Linked DNA regions of Homo sapiens: region 2 is linked to region 1. A link is an interaction called in ENCODE POLR2A ChIA-PET data of the cell type or tissue named here. Cell type or tissue: OCI-LY7. All regions are shown on one strand. Links, peaks and the distances in the headings refer to the core of each region. The heading gives the core; the rest is flanking DNA. Region 1 has its middle 3.7 kb from the start of DLK2. Region 2 has its middle 14 kb from the start of CRIP3.

Region 1 (4,401 bases), core at 228-4,227:
TGACATGGCTGTACCATTCATTTTGTTTAAACACATTTTTTTTTTTGGTGAAAAATTGCAAACAACCTATAATTCAAAAATTACTGTAGGCAAATAAATTATGGCACATCAACACTATGTGACTGTTAAAAATACTTTTTTTTTTTTTTGACGTCTAAAGATGTCCAAAAAAGCTAAGAATATGTAAAGTGCGGTGGGGGGAAGCCGGAAACAAAGAAGAACGTACTTTGACATTGGCAGTGCTTTTCTCTGGATGATCGAATTATAGAGGTTTTTTTTTTTTTCTTATTAATACTTTTCAGCATTAACACTTTTTTTTTTTTTTTTTTTTTTTTTTTTGAGACGGAGTCTCGCTTTGTGGCCCAAGCTGGAGTGCAGTGGCGCTATCTCGGCTCTCTGCAAGCTCCGCCTCCCAGGTTCACGCCATTCTCCTGCCTCAACGTCCCAAGTAGCTGGGACTACAGGCGCCCACCACCCCGCCCGGCTAATTTTTTTTTGTATTTTTAGTAAAGACGGGGTTTCACCATGGTAGCCAGGATGGTCTTGATTTCCTGACCTCGTGATCCGCCCGCCTCGACCTCCCAAAGTGCTGGGATTACAGGCGTGAGCCACCGCGCCCGCCCCTTTTTTTTTTTTTTTAAACAATGAACATCTATAACTTGTTTTTTGTTGTTGTTTGTTTGTTTTTCCTTGAGATTATCACTCTGTCGCCCAGGCTGGAGTGCAGTAGTGCAACCTCAGCTCAGTACAACCTCGTCTCAGCCTCCAGTATAGCTGGAATTGCAGGCACAGCGCCACCACGCCCAGCTAATTTTTTTTTCTCGAGACTTTCAGTGCTTTTCTCTGTCAGATATCATTATCTGACATTATATTAAATATTTATTGTTTATTGACCATCTCCCCACTACAAAGCAAACTCCAGAGGTCTGGGATGTTTTCTTGCTCATCACAGCATCCCCAGTGTCTAAAACAATGCCTGGCATAGTAGGTATTCAATAAATTTTTTTAAAATTCTGTTTGTTTAATTAACTCTTTTTTTTTTTTTTTTTTTTTGAGACAGGGTCTCGCTCTGTCACCCAGGCTGAAGTGCAATGGCTCCATCTTGGCTCACTGCAACCTCCGCCTCCCGGGTTCAAGCAATTCTTCTGCCTCAGCCTCCCGAGTAGCTGGGATTACAGGCGCGCCCCCACCAAGCCAGGCTAATTTTTGTATTTGTAGTGGAGACAGGGTTTCGCCATGTTGGCCAGGCTGGTTTACAACTCCTGACCTCAGGTCATCTGCCCGCTTGGCCTCCCAAAGTGCTGGGATCACAGGCGTGAGCCACTGCCCTCGGCCTGCCCAGTTAATTTTTGCATTTTCAGTAGAGACGGGGTTTCGCCATGTTGGCCCGGCTAGTCTCGAAGTGACCCCAAGTGGTCCACCGGCCTTGGCCTCCCAAAGTGCTAGGGTTACAGGCATGAGTCACCGTGCCCAGCCTAACATTTTTTTAGAATAAAGTAAAAAGAAAAAGGCCAGGTGCGGTGGCTCACGCCTGTAATCCCAACACTTTGGGAGGCTGAGGTGAGAGGATCATGAGGTCAGGAGATCGAGACCATCCTGGCTAACACGGTGAAGCCCCGTCTCTACTAAAAATACAAAAAATTAGCTGGGTGTGGTGGCAGGCGCCTGTAGTCCCAGCTACTCGGGAGGCTGAGGCAGGAGAATGGCATGAACCCAGGGGGCGGAGCTTGCAGTGAGCCGAGATAGCACCACTGCACTCCAGCCTGGGTGACAGAGCGAGACTCCGTCTCAAAAAAAAAAAAAAAAAGAAAGCAAACTGGCTGGGCGCGGTGGCTCACGCCTGTAAATCCAGCACTTTGGGAGGCCAAGGCAGGCAGATCACCTGAGGTCAGGAGTTCGAGACCAGCCTCACCACCATGGAGAAAACCTGTCTCTACTAAAAATACAAAATTAGCCGGGCGTGGTGGCACCTGCCTTTAATCCCAGCTACTTGAGAGGCTGAGGCAGGAGAATCGCTTGCACCTGGGAGGCAGAGGTTGCGGTGAGCCTAGATCATGCCACTGCACTCTAGCCTGGGCAACAAGAGCAAGACTCCATCTCAAAGAAAAGGAAAGGAAAAAAACCACCCACAATCCTACTAGCTTGAGAAAACCACAATTATTGTTGTTTTGATTCCTTTTTTCCATTCAGATATTTTTACAGAGGTATAATCATAATGTACCTACAGTATTGTATCCTGCTTTTTTTTACTCCATGTCATATATTGATAGTTCTCAAAAGCATTTTTTATGGCTATGTGATATTCCATTAAATAGATATACTATATTTACTTTACTTAGCCCTAGTTATTGGCTGCTTAGGTTGTTTACTTTTTTTGTCATTATAAATTCATTCAACAAATATTGAGTAGTCATATATTACCATTAGATACCAGAGCCACTGAGGATACAGCTCCCAGATAATATTTATTAGTGCCACACATTTTTATGAAGGTAGGTTTTTTCCCCATGTTTTAGGCTCCTTCCTTATGATCAAGTCTGAATTGATGAGTGACTGAGTCAAAGAAGTCATGAAAAATAAATTCTTTTTAACTGATAAAATGTACTGAGATTCACTCATGAAATAATAAAGGTAGTTGATGCCATTAGAGGTATCACTTAGTGCCCCCTTGTGCTTTGAAGATTTTAGCACCTGGCTTGTCAGTCTCTTCACTCTCACTTCTGTCAAATTATTGGTGATTCTTGATGATTCAATATGACATAGACAGTTCTTCCAACAAGTGTGATAGATTGCAAAGATGGCCACTTTTCTTCCTCCTGTTCTACAAGACGCTTTGCAATTATTTTGCTGCTTTTCCCAGCAAGAGGTGGAGTATATTTCTCAACCTCTTGCTTGAATCTGGGCTGGCCTTATGACTTGCTTTAGCTGATAGAATGGGGTAGAAATGATGTTGTGTGAGTTCCTAGGGTCTAGGTCTCAAGAGACTTGCAGCTTGCCGCTTTGCCTCTTAGAATGCTTCCAACATCATGTCAAGAAGTCCATCTAGCCTACTGGAAGATGAAACGCCCCGTGGAGGAGAGCTGAGGTACCCTGGCCAACAACCACTAGACGTGCAGTCATATTGGATTACCTGGCCCCAGTTAAGCTTCCAGATGACTGCAGCCACATGAGTGAACCTAGGCAAGACAAACAGAAGAACTGCTCAGCAGAGCCCAGCCCATATTGCCAAGCTATAAGCAGATAAATGGTGGTTGTTTTAAGCCACTAAATTTTGGAATGGTTTGTTAATATAGCAATAGATATCTGATAAAACCAGCTTCTCATTTCCTTGATTTCTTCCTCTCCAGTGAGAAAGATGATCCCACCCTAAACCTTGTTGCTACCAATAGCTTCACACACTCCATCATCTCTATTTTAAGTATCACACTTTCCTATTACCAACTCCTATCTTTCCAGACCATGACCTCTAGCACCTTGGCTCAAACAATTCTGCTAACCCACTGCGATCTCTCATAAAAGCCACATCATGGCTTTCATGGGCCTTAGCCATTTCACCTTAGTGGGTCCCTTCCTCCATAAAAGAATATTAAAAATTATATTACATAACTACATCAGTATAAGGACTACTATAATCCAGGCTGAATTCATTTTTTTTTTTTTTTGAGATGGAGTTTTGCTGTTGTTGCCCAGGCTGGAGTGCAACGGCACGATCTTGGCTCACCGCAACCTCCACCTCCCAGGTTCAAGCGATTCTCCTGCCTCAGCCTCCCAAGTAGCTGGGATTGCAGGCAAGTGCCACCATACCCAGCTAATTTTGTATTTTTAGTAGAGACAGGTTTTCTCCATTTTGGTGAGGCTGGTCTCGAACTCCCGACCTCAGGTGATCTGCCTGCCTTGGCTTCCCAAAGTGCTGGGATTACAGGCGTGAGCCACTGTGCCTGGCCTGAATTCATTATTATATACTTATTTTTATTGTATTCATTTTTTCTTCTGATTTTAAAATAAATTCAAAACGAAAACATTTTGTGGGCCCTTAAAAGTATTATAGAACTTAGGCACTGTGCCTACTGTGAATAAGTCAGCCTGTCAGCCTTGTCTTTCTTTTTCTTTTTCTTTTTTTTTTTTTTTTTGAGACAGAGCCTCACTCTGTCCCCCAGGCCAGAGTGCAATGGCACGATCTCAGCTCACTGCAACCTCCATCTCCCGGGTTCAAGTGATTCTACTGCCTCAGCCTCAGCCTCCTGAGTAGTTGGGATTATAGACACGTGACACCACGTCCAGCTAATTTTTTGTATTTTTAGTAGGGATGGGGTTTTACCATGTTGGCCAGGCTGGTCTCGAACTCCTGACCTCAGGTGATCCACCCGCCTCAGCCTCCCAAAGTGCTGGGATTTCAGGCGT
Region 2 (4,401 bases), core at 171-4,170, 140 kb before region 1:
GAGTAAGCTGAATGGATTAAAACATCAATTAAATGACAGAAATTGGCAGAATGGATAAGAAAAAACATGATCCAACTATATGCTGTATATAAGAGATTCATTTTATTTTACTTTATTCTTCTTAAAATTTTGTTTACAGCTCCTTTCTTACCTGAAGGAGACTCATTTTAGATCCAAAGATAAACATAGGTTGAAAAGAATGAAAAAAGATATTCCGTGGAAATAGTAATCAAAAGAGAGCTGAGATAGATATACTAACACCAGATAAAACAGACTTTCAGTAAAAAAAATTGTTAAAAGAGGCTGAATGTAGTGGCTCATGCCTGTAATCCCAGCACTTTGGGAAGCTGAGGAAGGAGGATCACTTGACGCCAGGAGTTCAAGACCAGCCTAGGCAACACAGTGAGACCCCCATTTCTACAAAATAATTTTAAAATAATTAGCTGGGCGCCATGGCATGAGCCTACAGTCCCAGTTACTTGGAGGCTGAAGTGGGAGGATTGCTTGAGTCCAGGAGCTCAAGGATGCAGTGAGCTATGATCCTGCCATTGCACTCATGCCTACCCAAGCAACAGAGCAAGACCCTGTTTCTTAAAAAAATAAATAAATAAATAAAATAAAATAAAAAAAGTTGTTACAAGAGACAAAGAAAGTCATTATATATTGATAAAAGGGTCAAATGATCAAGAAGAAATATAGCAGCTATAAACATACATGCATCAGACAACAGAAGCCCAACATATATGTAGCAAGTACTGACAAAACTGAAGGGAGAGAAATATGGTTGTCCTTCTGTATATGCAGGGGATTGGTTCCAGGACCCCTGTTGGATAACAAACTCTGCAAGTACTCAAATCCCTTATATGAAGTGGTGTACTATTTGCATATAACCTATGTACATCCTCCTATATACTTTAAATAATCTCTAGATTACTTATAATACCTAATAAAATATAAATGCTATGTAAACAGTTGGTATACTACAATTGTTTTTATTTGTATTTTTTAATTGTTGTATTATTATTTTTTATTTTAACTTTTTCAAATATTTTTGATTCATGATTGGTTGAATCTGTGGATGTGGAATCCATGGTTATGGAGAGCTGATCATAGACAGTTCTACAATAATAGTTGGAGACTCCAGTACGACACTTCAATAGTAAATAGAACATCTAGACAGAAGTTTGATAAGAAAACAGAAGACTTTAACAACACTAAACCAAGTAGACCTAACAGACATATAAAACACTTTACCCAACAATAGCAGAATGTGCATTCTTTTCAAGTGTATGAAACATTCTCCAGGACAGATCATGTGTTAGGTCATAAAGCAAGTGTGGCTACAAAATAATACATTAGAAAAATACCTAAATCATACAAGTATCTTCACCAACCACAATGCAATGAAGCTAGAAATCAGTAACAAGGAAAACTGATAAGTTCATAAGCATATAGAAATTAAACAACACGTTCTTTTTTTTTTTTTTTTGAACAGTGTCTTGCTCTGTCACCCAGGCTGGAGTGTGGTAGCATAACCATAGCTCACTGCACCCTGAACTCCTGGGATCAAGTGATCCTCCCACCTCAGCCTCCTGAGTAGCTAGGACTACAGGCTCAAGCCACCACAGCCAGCTAACTTTTTATTTTTATTTTTTGGTAGAGGTGAAGTTTTGCTTTGTTGCCTGAAATGATCTCAAACTCCTGACCTCAAGCAATCCTCCCACCGCAGCCTCCCAAAATGCTGGGATTACACTGTAAACCATTACAAGCATGAGCCACTACACCTGGATAAACAATACGTTCCTAAAACAATCAATGAGTCAAAGAACTCATAAAAGAAGGTATAAAACACTTTGAGATGAATAAAAACAAAACCACAACACTTCAAAACTTATGGGACGCTGTTAAAAATGTGCCAAGAGAAATTATAGCTGTAAACACTTACTTTATTAAAAGATTTCCAATCTGACCAGGTGCAGTGACTCACGCCTGTAATCCCAGCACTTTGGGAGGCCAAGGCGGGCGGATCCACCTGAGGGCAGGAGTTCGAGACCAGCCTGGTCAACATGGTAAAACCCCATCTCTACTAAAAATACAAAAATTAGCCAGGCGTGGTGGCACATGCCTGTAATCCCAGCTACTTGGGAGGCTGAGGCATGAGAATCACTTGAACCCAGGAGGTGGAAGTTGCAGTGAACTGAGATCATGCCTCTGCACTTCAGCCAGGGTGACAGAGTAAGACTCTGTCTCAAAAAAAAAAAAAAAAAAAAAAAAAAAAAAGATCTCCAATCAACAACCAAATATTACACCTTGAGGAACTGAAAAGAGAAATGTAAATTAAATGAGAAGCTAGCAGGAGGAAGGACACAGAAACAATTAGAGCAGAGATAAAGGAAATAAAGAATAGAAAAACAATAGAGGCCAGGCGCAGTGGCTCACGCCTGTAATCCCAACACTTTGGGAGGCTGAGACGGGCAGATCACCTGAGGTCAGAAGTTCAAGACCAGCCTGGCCAAAATGGTGAAACCCTGTCTCTACTAAAATATAAAAAAGAAGCCAGGTGTGGTGGCCTGCACCTGTAATCCCAGCTATTCAGGAGGCTGAGGCAGGAGAATTGCTTGAACCTGGGAGGCAGAGGTTGTCGTGAGCTGAGATCACGCCACTGCACTCCAGCCTGGGCAACAGGGCAAGACTATCTCTCAAAAAAAAAAAAAAAAAAAAAAGGAAAAGAAAATCAATCAATGTAATATACCACATTAATAAAAGAAAAAACTCCACATATGATCATCTCAATTGACACAGAAAAAATATTTGATAAAATCCAACACCCTTTCATAATAAAAATTCTCAAGACACTAGGAATAGAAGGGAACTCCTTCAACATGATAAAGGGCATCTATGAAAAACCTACAGCTAACTTCATACTCAGACTAAAGTTTTCCCCTTATGATCAGCAGTAAGACAAGGATGCTACTTTCACCACTGCTACTTAACATTGTATTGAAGTTCTAGCTGGAGCAATTAGGCAAGAAAAAGAAAAACTATCTCTATTGTAAGATGACATGATTTTATGCATATAAAAATCCCAGGGTGGGTGTGGTGGCTCACTCCTGTAATCCCAGCACTTGGGGAGGCTGAGGCAGGAGAACTGCTCTAGCCCAGGAGTTTGAGACCAGCCTGAGCAGTATAAATTTTAAAAATTAGCCAGGTATGGTGGTGTACATCTGTGGTCCCAGCTGCTTGGGGGACTGAGGTGGGAAGATTGCTTGAGCCTAGGCTGAGGGTGTAGTGAGCCATGATCACACCACTGTACTCCATTCTGGGTGACAGAACAAGACTCTGTCTCAAATAAGTAAATAGATAAATAAGTAAAATATAATAAAAAATAAAAATTTCCAAAGAATCTATACACACACAAAATCTACTAGAACAAGTAAATGAATTCAGCAAAGTTTCAGGGTACAAGATCAACACATGAAAATCAGTTGGGTTTCTATACACCTGCAATGAATACTTTGAGAGGAAATTAAGAAACCAATTACAATAGCATATAAAATAATAAAATACTTAGTATTAGATTTAGCCATGGAGGTGAAAGACATACACAAAAACTACAAAATACTGCTGAAAGTGATTAAAGACGACCTAAATAAATGAAAAAGTATCCCATGTGTAGGGATCAGAATACTTGATATCAAGATGATAATATTCAAAGCAATCTACAGATTCAATGCATTCCCTATCACAATTTCAAGATTTTTTTGCAGAAATGGAAAAGCTGATCCTCAAATTCACATGAAATTGCAACAGGGCCCAAAGAGCTAAAACAATCTTGAAAAAGAACAAGGTTGGTGGACTCCTTCTTCTCAATTTCAAAACATACTACAAAGCTACAGTAAGCAAAACAGTGTGGGACTGGCATAAGGAAACACATATAAATCAATGGAGTAGAATGATGAGTTCAGAAATAAACCCATACATCTATGGCCAACTGATTTTCACTAAGGGTGCCATGATTCTTAATGGGCGAATAAACAGTCTTTTCATAAACGGTGCTGGGACAACCAGATATTCACGTGCAACAAATGGAGTTGGATCCCTCACACCATACATAAAAATTACTCAAAATGGAACAACAACCTAAACATAAGAGCTAAAACTGTAAAACTCTTAGAAGAATACAAAAGGGTAAATCTTTAAGACCTTCGATTTGGCAATCAAAGGATATCATGAAACTGAAAAGACAACCTAGAGAATAGTTGTAAGTCATATATCTGATAAAAACCAGTATGCAGAATATATAAAGAATCCTTACAATTCTACAACAGAAAGACAAACATTCCAATTTTAAAATAGGTAAAGGACTTGAATAAATATTTCTGCAAAGAAGATATAAAAACG

What was found. Peaks named below come from ENCODE experiments on the same cell type or tissue, not always from the same donor. Only the 100,000 strongest peaks of a DNase experiment are listed, where the experiment ranks them.
Region 2: POLR2A ChIA-PET joins it to region 1 with 6 read pairs; 3 of 35 experiments call an interaction of 5 or more read pairs at or near these places.

What each region holds. Positions count from the first base shown.
Region 1 is chr6:43,457,049-43,461,449 of GRCh38, forward strand. No RefSeq gene overlaps it. Among named protein-coding and RNA genes, the nearest start is that of DLK2, 3.7 kb to the left of the region's middle. In OCI-LY7, for the core only: a CTCF peak has its summit at 2,660 (motif pointing left); no DNase peak of the experiment used is centred there.
Region 2 is chr6:43,320,310-43,324,710 of GRCh38, forward strand. No RefSeq gene overlaps it. Among named protein-coding and RNA genes, the nearest start is that of CRIP3, 14 kb to the left of the region's middle. In OCI-LY7, for the core only: no CTCF peak of the experiment used is centred there; a DNase peak (open chromatin) is centred at 2,322; H3K27ac peaks cover 665 bases.